Linked DNA regions of Homo sapiens: all the other regions are linked to region 1. The links are chromatin contacts, found by Hi-C or POLR2A ChIA-PET in ENCODE. All regions are on one chromosome and are shown on one strand. The core of a region is the stretch at or near the end of the contact, and the rest is flanking DNA. Distances in the headings are between cores, read along the strand shown.

Evidence for each region. Hi-C counts contacts between places; a loop is a spot of excess contacts on that map. ChIA-PET counts read pairs that join two places held with the same protein, here RNA polymerase II (POLR2A). Pooled maps may share reads with other maps.
Region 2: a loop to region 1 is called in a pooled map, with 4 times the contacts of the local background. The contact joins the enhancer-like site here to the promoter of COA1 in region 1. A Hi-C loop is called at or near these places in 6 of 37 single-sample maps with no recorded cell type and 8 of 50 pooled maps. POLR2A ChIA-PET finds 5 or more read pairs at or near these places in 1 of 52 experiments (WTC11).
Region 3: a loop to region 1 is called in a map of chondrocyte, with 2.1 times the contacts of the local background. The contact joins the promoter of HECW1 here to the promoter of COA1 in region 1. A Hi-C loop is called at or near these places in 1 of 168 maps with a recorded cell type or tissue (chondrocyte) and 6 of 50 pooled maps. POLR2A ChIA-PET finds 5 or more read pairs at or near these places in 1 of 52 experiments (activated CD4-positive, alpha-beta T cell).

What each region holds. Positions count from the first base shown.
Region 1 is chr7:43,728,113-43,731,011 of GRCh38, forward strand. It overlaps COA1 (cytochrome c oxidase assembly factor 1), which reads right to left and starts at 1,411. Exons shown (of 6, transcript NM_018224.4): 1 at 1,317-1,411. RefSeq lists enhancers at 697-1,426, 1,427-2,155, 1,522-1,721.
Region 2 is chr7:43,070,495-43,073,393 of GRCh38, forward strand. LOC107986790 (a long non-coding RNA gene) reads right to left here. Exons shown (of 3, transcript XR_001745189.2): 2 at 1,360-1,494; 3 at 1-260. Among named protein-coding and RNA genes, the nearest start is that of HECW1, 41 kb to the right of the region's middle. RefSeq lists a silencer at 2,836-2,899. Within about 2 kb of position 1,362, at least 3 of the 41 ENCODE cell types and tissues checked have a DNase peak (open chromatin) inside an H3K27ac peak, as active enhancers do.
Region 3 is chr7:43,111,203-43,114,101 of GRCh38, forward strand. HECW1 (HECT, C2 and WW domain containing E3 ubiquitin protein ligase 1) reads left to right here and starts at 1,445. Exons shown (of 30, transcript NM_015052.5): 1 at 1,445-1,735.

The sequences.
Region 1 (2,899 bases), core at 161-2,660:
TACAGGCTCCCGCCACCACGCCCGGCTAATTTTTTGTATTTTTAGTGGAGACGGGGTTTCACCGTGTTAGCCAGGACGGTCTTGATCTCCTGACCTCGTGATCCACCCGCCTCGGCCTCCCAAAGTGCTGGGATTACAGGCGTGAGGCACCGCTACGTTTTAAATGGTGAACTCTACGGTAGGTGAACTATGTGTCAGGAAGCTGTTTTATTTTTTTAAAGGACTGAAGACTTTTGTTTTGTGTTTTGTTTTGTTTTCATTTTATCCCGTTTTTAAAACAGTGCCTAGCAATATTATGAATTCAATCGATTTTGGCTAAATGCTAGAACAAAAATTAAAACTTGAGTAAACCATATAAAACTTTGCCATATCTAAAGTTATTAAATTACCGTAGACTGGCATGGTGGGAGCATAATATGAGTGTACCTGCAGGTGTGTTTTCCATGAAAGTAGCAAAGACTGAAAAACTCAGCAGAATCAAGACCCTGTAGGCCCTTGAAGTTAGGCTAAGAAATGTGTATTATCCTGAAAGCAACGGGAAGGCCAGGAAGATTCTGAGGACAGAAATAACACAATCTGATATGCGTTTTAAACGTGCAGGTGTAAGCGGAGAGTTGCTACTTCTATCCAAACGTGAGCCACCTCAGAAATAAAGCAATAGCCCTCCGGGGAGAATGGGGAGGAATCAGGGGAAGACCGGAGAAACAGGTTATCAAATTATCAGAATCTCCATAGATTTTTTTAAATTACACAGCATCCACCCCCAAACACACATACAGACTGATAGGCACTGATATATACATAAATACATCCAATGTCCCCTACACAGAAAATCACTTTTGCAGTCAGCCCCTGTTGGGAGGGTTTTTCTGTTATTCAAGTGTGGTGGGGACAAAAAGTATTATAACCACTAAACCAGGTAATTCTTTCCTACAATAATTTGGGCAGCGTACTCCTCAGGGTGTTGAAATTTAGCACTACCAACAAAAGTGCCCAGTCCCAACTCTTCGAGAGGACCCTAACTCTTTACAGTGTGCTGTTGGGGATGGTCAGCAAAAACTGCAGGACAAGGTCAAGGTTAGCTCGACACAGCCTCCTAACTCCGAGCGGACGGAGCCACTGAAGGTTACCAGGTGCCAAAGAAGCTGCGCAGGGAGGCCGCGACCCGGCGCCGGCGCGAACCTCCGCGATGTGACCCGTGAGGGAACTCTCCAAGAAGCAGCGCACCCCGCGCGCAAAGGCGGCCCCCCGAATTGCAGGAACAAACGCTTCTTGCTGGGGGGAAGACGGAGACTCTTATACCGCGGGAGACTAACCTGTGAGCAACAGAAGCACCACGCTACAAAGAGCATGACGAGTTCTTCCAGGCTTGGGAAAGCACGGGTAAATGCCCGCGGTCCTGCGCGCCAGCGGGGAGCAGTAGAGACTTCCGGCGTCGGCTGCTCGCAGGGCTAGAGCGTCGAACCGGGACAACCGGAGGCTTCAGCTCACCTCGGATTGTAAATGCTAACACGGGTCCTCCGGCCGGCTGATCCAGAACTTAGGTCGCCGGGACGTGTGGCTTCTGCTTCTCAGACGCTCGGACTCGCGCCGGGAAGGGTTTCGCCTCCCCTGGTCCCCGCTTTTTTTTTTTTTTTCTGCGTCCGGTTATTGCAAATGCATTCAGTCCAGTAGCACTAGCCCAGGAAATATAAGCCACCGGCTCACGTTGCTCCTCACAGGTATGCGGCGCTTCCGCTGGCCTCCAAGGACACGAAGCCCCGGGCCGTCTGGCCCCCCACTCTAGCACTGAAATTCCTGCCGCCCCGTTCAGCTGACAAATTTGGCAGCACTAAATTTTATTTTATTCGACAAATTAAGTACCCAGTTAACACCAGGGAGTAACGGGGTAAGAAAATTTCAGAAGGCTGGTGGATAATAATAGCATTTACCTCATAAATTTGTTATGAGGATGTGAAGCACTTAGAGTAGTGTCTGGCAGTTTGTAGGCGCTCAGTAACTGTTAGCTGTTATTATTTTTATATTGATTATTCCATAGTCACCACTATTATCACCTTAATGTCAAGCTTGAAATCCAGTATCTTTCCTCTGCGAAGCCATCACTCCAAGACTAATTAACTTTAGACTGGGGCATTCTTCTTTAAACTCTTGCTCACACATCCCTATCAGAAAAAATATATATATATTTACATGTGTCATGTATGGCATTAATATATTATGCATGCTATAAAACTCACAAGACATCAAACTTTTGATGAGGTAAAAACAATTTTTAAACTTTTTTAAAAACTTCTAACAGAAGTTCTTTTCTTCCTCCACAACAATTAGGTTGCCAAACATACATTCTATCACTCTGGAATCCACTAGCTAAATGAGCACATTATCAAAGCAACCTACCGCTGAATTCTGACTTCCCAGAATGTTTCTTTTCCAAAGAATTAATAGAAACTAATCAGATTGTGAAGTGCTCGGCCATAAGGACTATTTAAATGGTTCTTAGAGAAAAAGAAGAAATAAAATAGGCATCCACTGAGTAATATTCATTGATGCAACATTGATTATTGACTTATTACATTTTCAAAGAGATTGAGGTTATAATACCTTACACCAAGCTTAATATTTCAAAGAATAAATCAACTAATAAAAAGCTTATGAGGTTTGGTATATGTGCATTTCATACAACGTTCATGAAAATGAACCCGAGATCAATTAGCTCCCGTTCTGTACCAGAAAGAGAAATATGTTTACTTTGTAAGTAATAAAACATTAAATAGGCTTTTCTGACCATTTGCTTGAAAACTCAGAACTTAACATTTCTATCACTGGACTTAAATCTGCTAAAGTTTTCGTCTAAATTTTACATTAAAAACAAAACTCTATAGTGAATAATGTTACCTAT
Region 2 (2,899 bases), core at 112-2,611, 660 kb before region 1:
TGTACATCCCATTTCTTAAAATAAAATCTTTTACAATAAAGATTTACCTGTTAGCCCAAATCTGTCAAAACCTAGTGTAATATTCTTTTTACATTCCCATAGTAAATACCAGCATACAAATTCATTTGAGTGTCATGATTATTCCACGGATCAATGAGTGTAACAGATTGTGTGAAGTTGGTATAAACTGCATTACCATTGAGGGTTTCTTTTTTAACATCTTCCACTTGGACAACGAAAGAAAAAAATAGCTCCATTATCTGAAATAAAATATAACATAGAATATAATTAAGATGATTATTAATGCTTTTTATTTACATATGTTTGACTTTCAAGCCATCTGGCATCCCAGCTCTCTGCTTTATTTTTCTTTTGCCCATATTTCCTTCCTTACTTATTGTTAACGTAGCTTTATCTTATCTATTGGTATTTGTGAATTTCCTTAAGTCTGTTTTAAGATTTCAGGGGTAAATGAATAAAATAACTGATAAAATAGGCATTGTTAACAGAAAAACCAGCTCTGTAAAATATTTTAAAGAGGTTTATTCTGAGCCAATATGAGTGACCATGGCGGGGGAACACAGTCTCAAGAGGTCCTGAGAAAGTGGGTTTTACTTTTTCACTTTTTTCAGTTGCACACCAGGGTGGGTATGAATTTATAAAAGTGGCTTCCTTTTGAAATTGTATCACAGTGTGCTCTGAAAGCTGCAGAGGGCTACAGGGAGAAGGTGCCTTGTTTGTGATAGAGTATTAAACTTTCTATGCTAAAACTATGGAAAGCAATCTTCCCCTGCATTCTCTTTTTGAAATTATTGATGCTTTGGGAACATAATTACCATTTCCCTTGCACATCCCATTTCTTAAAATAAGATGTTTTTACAATAAAGATTTAAAATATTGAGGGAGCTGGGTTGCAGTTGAGTATTATACCTTTCGGGGAGGCAAGAGTTACAGGCAAAGACATCAATATTTTGCAGGTCTGTTCAGCTAAAGACAGGGTCCTTGTCCGTCCCCGGGCCATGAAAATTTAGGCTCAAAGACGGTTTGAAGGGTGGGTAAGACAAAGTTTTATTCGGTGAAAAGTGGGGAGAAAAAGGGGGAAACAGGGATCCTCAACAAGTCAGAGTCCCTGCTAGAGTGCTTGCCGCCAGCGGCTTGAATTCCAGGTTCCACACAGAAGAGGAGGAGCTGGCTCCTCCCTGCTGCAAAGGATGTGAACTATTGTGGCTCCATCCCAGTGTGCAGGCCAGCTGGAGTTTCTCTGGGGACCCCCTCCCACCTGGCTGTCTCATTCCCCGCTCTAGAGAGGTACATCTAACTGCCATTAGAATAAGGATAAGGAAGAAGAGCGATCTTAACTGCCTCCTGCTGACAGGGGGCGCTGTTTTGGGGGAAGCCGCAGTCAGAGCTCCCTCAGAGGCCTATTTAAGGGTTCCCAGCAGAAAGGGTCGTCATCAGAGGCTCCTGTTGCATGACTGACTGTAGTTTGATGGCCTGAAGGCAAGAATAGACAAACCAGCTTATTAGAAAACATGTATCAAAACAAAACAAGGAGAGGGGTAAGAACAGCTCAAAAATTCCAAGGCCTTTTACCAGTTTGCACAAGGCCAAAAGCCCAACTGGTTAAGAAAAAACTTTACGCTTTTGCCAGCATGTCAGTCTTCTGGGTTCCCTTCCCCTGAGCCCATTCCTAAGCCAGCCAGGTTAAGGTTTGGGAAATTAATTCTTTCCAGTTTGGAGGATGTTTCTGAGGGGAGTGTCCCATAGTATGAAGACACAATTACCTATCAGTGAAGAGGACAGAGGAGGAGAAAGGAAAAAAAGAAGGTGTTTTTTTTTTTTAAAAGGAGTCCTAGAGGTTCAGGATGCATTCAAAAGGGGTACAGACTGAAGGCGAATGGCTACCCATCTAGAAAGAGGGGGGCAGGCATCCCTGGTTCCCTTCTCTTCCTAGAAGATACCCAAGGTATTGTGGGACAATCAAAGATGGGAGAGACCGAACAGAGTGAGTCCAGGAAAGGTCTTTATTAAAAGGTGATCACCTGGCTCAGTAGGACTAGCGTCCAGGAAAGTCTGAGCCCCGGACAAAGAAAACAGCCACTTTTTAAGCAGCCAGTGGCCGGGAACTATGTGATGCAGGAAGTGTACTTACAGAAGTGAGAGCAAAGGCAGTTGATCAGTCTTTTACATTTATTTATATTACATGTTTCACATCTTTGGGAAACCATTAACTGTATAAACCATTTCTGTGTCAACCTTGTAACTTTGCAGCTGTGCTAGGGAGGTGAAGCAGGAACTCGCTGAGCCTCAAGGAATGTGAAACTAGCAAGTACAGATAAGGCTCGCTGAGCACAAAAGGAAAAACAGGCAGTTAGTATTTTTCTCTAACTTACACTACGGGGTGGGGCTACACTACAGTTAGCTTTGGAAGGAAAAAGTAAACATTTTTGGTTGTCTTTGATTATACTTGTAAAATTCATAAATTCCTTCTTCAGAGGTACATGAGGGAGAGAGGGAAAAGCATCCTCTTTCCTCTTCCATCTTTGCATCCCCAAGTCCCAGCAACCTTGGCAGGTGCCACCTTGGGTGGAAGAGCGGCTTGCACCCATGAAGCAGGGGGCCTAGTGGGTGAGAATCATCCGCTCTTATCCACATATGCCCTATCTCCCCTGCTGCCAGCAGCCTTGGATTCCCTAGACCTCATTTATGCCACGGATATTAATGTGGTCTTTATCCATGAAACAGGAAGCCTGGGGTTGGCTTAATCGGCAGGAATCAGCCACGCTTACCTGTGTTGTGCCTTTTAATTTCTGTTATTGTCTGCCTCTGGATCCCTCAGATCCAGTTTTCTTTCCTAGGGCTTTGACCCGATGCTTGGAATTGAGTTTGGGACAAAAAT
Region 3 (2,899 bases), core at 195-2,694, 620 kb before region 1:
GCTGGTTTATGTGAAAGTTTTTGTTTTCTTTCAAGTCTCTGGTTGGAAACATCACATGGTTGGTTGCTGTTGCTGTTTACTGCCACAGCCTGTTCAAGTCTATTCTCGGAGAGTTTTCTTCATATAGGAGTTGGTACTAATCCAAGTGTAAAATCCGGAGAAATGTGTGCACAGCTTTCTGTGTGGATTCTTAGCTAAGGTTTGAAAATGGTCTGCTTTGAGCTCATCTGACCAGAAGATCTGACTGCTGTCAGGCAAAGAAAAGGGTCTGTCAGGAAAGGACTGGGCACCCCAAGTGGAATACGGAAAGAGAAGGGCTGTGCCTCCTTGCAGAAAAGAGCACAGCTGGTGAAGCTGCCTTCACATCGTCCAAAGTTTCCAGTTCTGGAAAGTTCCAGTTGTAAGAGTGAAATCAATGCCAAGAGGCAGGTCAGTGGAATGAGAGGCACTGAGAAACTAGCCACTGTGGGTGGAAGGGGAAGGAGATTTGGTTTTGACAAGTCCGTACTCAGGTCTTCAGTAAGGAGTTCTGAAGTCAGGGTGAAGCCTTTGTTTATTCTAGAGGAGGCGGAGTTTGGGGTCTGGGAAAGAAGATAACTTCTCAGAAAGTGAAAAAAAGCTCATGTAGAGGATGCTGGGCAAAATAATGGGAAGGAATAAATCAGCATTGTAGAGAATGTGGTTGGATCATAAAATCCCAGGCTATAGAGATTATGTGCTCAAAGCCTCTGCATTTTATGTGAACACACACAAACCAAATGTCGACCAGATGCACAAAAATGTGCATACATGGAGCAGCCAACCACCAATAGTAACCAGCATTTCACTTCTCTTTGCATCTCAGTTGGCTGTACCTGGAAGGGTCTAGACTTTGCCTCCTTCTCGTTCTAGCATTCTGACACTGTGTGCAGTGTAATAGAAAACGCGGTTTGGGAGCTAGGTTTGCCCAACAATAGATATTCTGGGGTGATTTTCATCCTTTGCATTTGTCATTACGATGTTTTGTGTGCTTGTGCAAATACAGGACGGTTCCTGAAATGTGTCTCTGAGCGTTCTTAACTGTGTGTAAGGTAAGCGAGGAAAGTGTCTAAGACAGAGGCCAAGAACACCTGTCACAGGGTACCCGCCTAGAGTGTCTGTACCGCATCCTTTCTGCTACACTGTTTGCACACACACAAAAGGGCCGAGGAGCCAGGGTTGGTGTTGGATATGCCCAGTACGCGTGCTGGGTGTTGGAAGGATGGGGCCGGCGGTAACAAGAATCGATATATATTTACCGCGGGGGCGGGGGTGGGGGTGCGCGGAGGCTGCAGGGCGGGGCAGCGCTAATGAGAGCAAGCCCGGCTTGTGGTTGGTTCTGGAGTCTGGTACCCACAGAGGAGCAGGCAGGGAGGGAGGGGATGCAAGCGGGAGGATAAAGCGATGAAGTGTGCTGCGTTACCGCGCATCAGGCGCTGTTGTTGGAGCCGGAACACCGTGCGACTCTGACCGAACCGGCCCCCTCCTCGCGCACACACTCGCCGAGCCGCGCGCGCCCCTCCGCCGTGACAGTGGCCGTGGCCTCCGCTCTCTCGGGGCACCCGGCAGCCAGAGCGCAGCGAGAGCGGGCGGTCGCCAGGGTCCCCTCCCCAGCCAGTCCCAGGCGCCCGGTGCACTATGCGGGGCACGTGCGCCCCCCAGCTCTAATCTGCGCGCTGACAGGAGCATGATCTGTGCCCAGGCCAGGGCTGCCAAGGTAAGCGGGCGTAGCGCGGGGACACTGTCTGCCGCCCCTTCCCCCCCGCCCTTCTCTGGGCGGCTTCCCCGCCGCACGCGAGGCCCCGGCAGCGCCCTCCCTTCTCGGGGCCGAGATCCACCCTCCTCCCCACCCTCTCGCTTCTCCCGCGAGGTTCAATTGTCAGCCTGGGTCGCGCCGCCGCCCGGTCCGGGCCGGCATCCCCGGGTGGCGACCCCGGCTTGGGTACTGCAGGCGCACCCGGCCCTCCTGCGGGGTACGGAGAGAAACAAAGAAGCCCCCAAGCGGGTTCGCAGCGCCTCCCCCGCCCCTCAGCGCCCTCCCAGTGGCGAGGAGGTGTCAGGGGAGGGGGCGGAGAGACCTACGTAATCCCCCTTCCCAGCCCACACCCACCCCTTGTGAACCAAAGCTCTGGATTTGCGCTTCGCCTTGGGCTCGCTTTTGAACAATTGTGTCCCATGCAATGCCCGTGGTTAGCCCAGAGAGCGCCCAGAGCCTCCGCACGGGCTCGCCGGTGCTCGCTCGAGGGGCGCGTGGCCAGGTCCGGCCCTTGCTCCCATGGACGGGTGCAGGAGGGGAGGAGGCGCTGTGTGGGTGCTCCCCCAGCGCCTCCCTGTTACCGGCCGGCTGCGCCGCTCAGCCGGGCCTGCCACCTGAGTTTTAGCGGGAGCAGTCATGTCGCCTACCGTATTGCGACTTGCAGACAGGCAGGGAGGGAGCTGCCGGGGCGGGGAGGGGGGGGGAATGCGTCCGGTCCATTTTTGGCTGGAGGTGCGCTTCCTGCTACCCCCACGTTCCCGGGCGGTGACAATGCAGCAAAATCCGAGGGCTCAAACAATGTGGCCCCTCCATCCCCGGCTCCAGGGCATTCTGATTGCTCTGCCGCTTTGACGTCCCGGCCACTTGGCTGATTTTCAGAGCCATGATGCGCGGTGTCTCTGTCTTGCACACAGAGGCTGGGCACCATAACTTCTTCCCTGCCGAATTTCAGCGCGTAGGGGGAGCTGGCAGGGACACAGGCTGCAGAGATGCCCGGCTTCCTGTGGTTCCGGGCACAGCGCGCCTCAGTCTGCATTGGGCTGACACCAGAGAGCATGTGGGGATTTTCCTAGTTGCCGAAGAAGATATTATTTGACGTTGCTGTAGTTTTGTGCTTACTTCTCT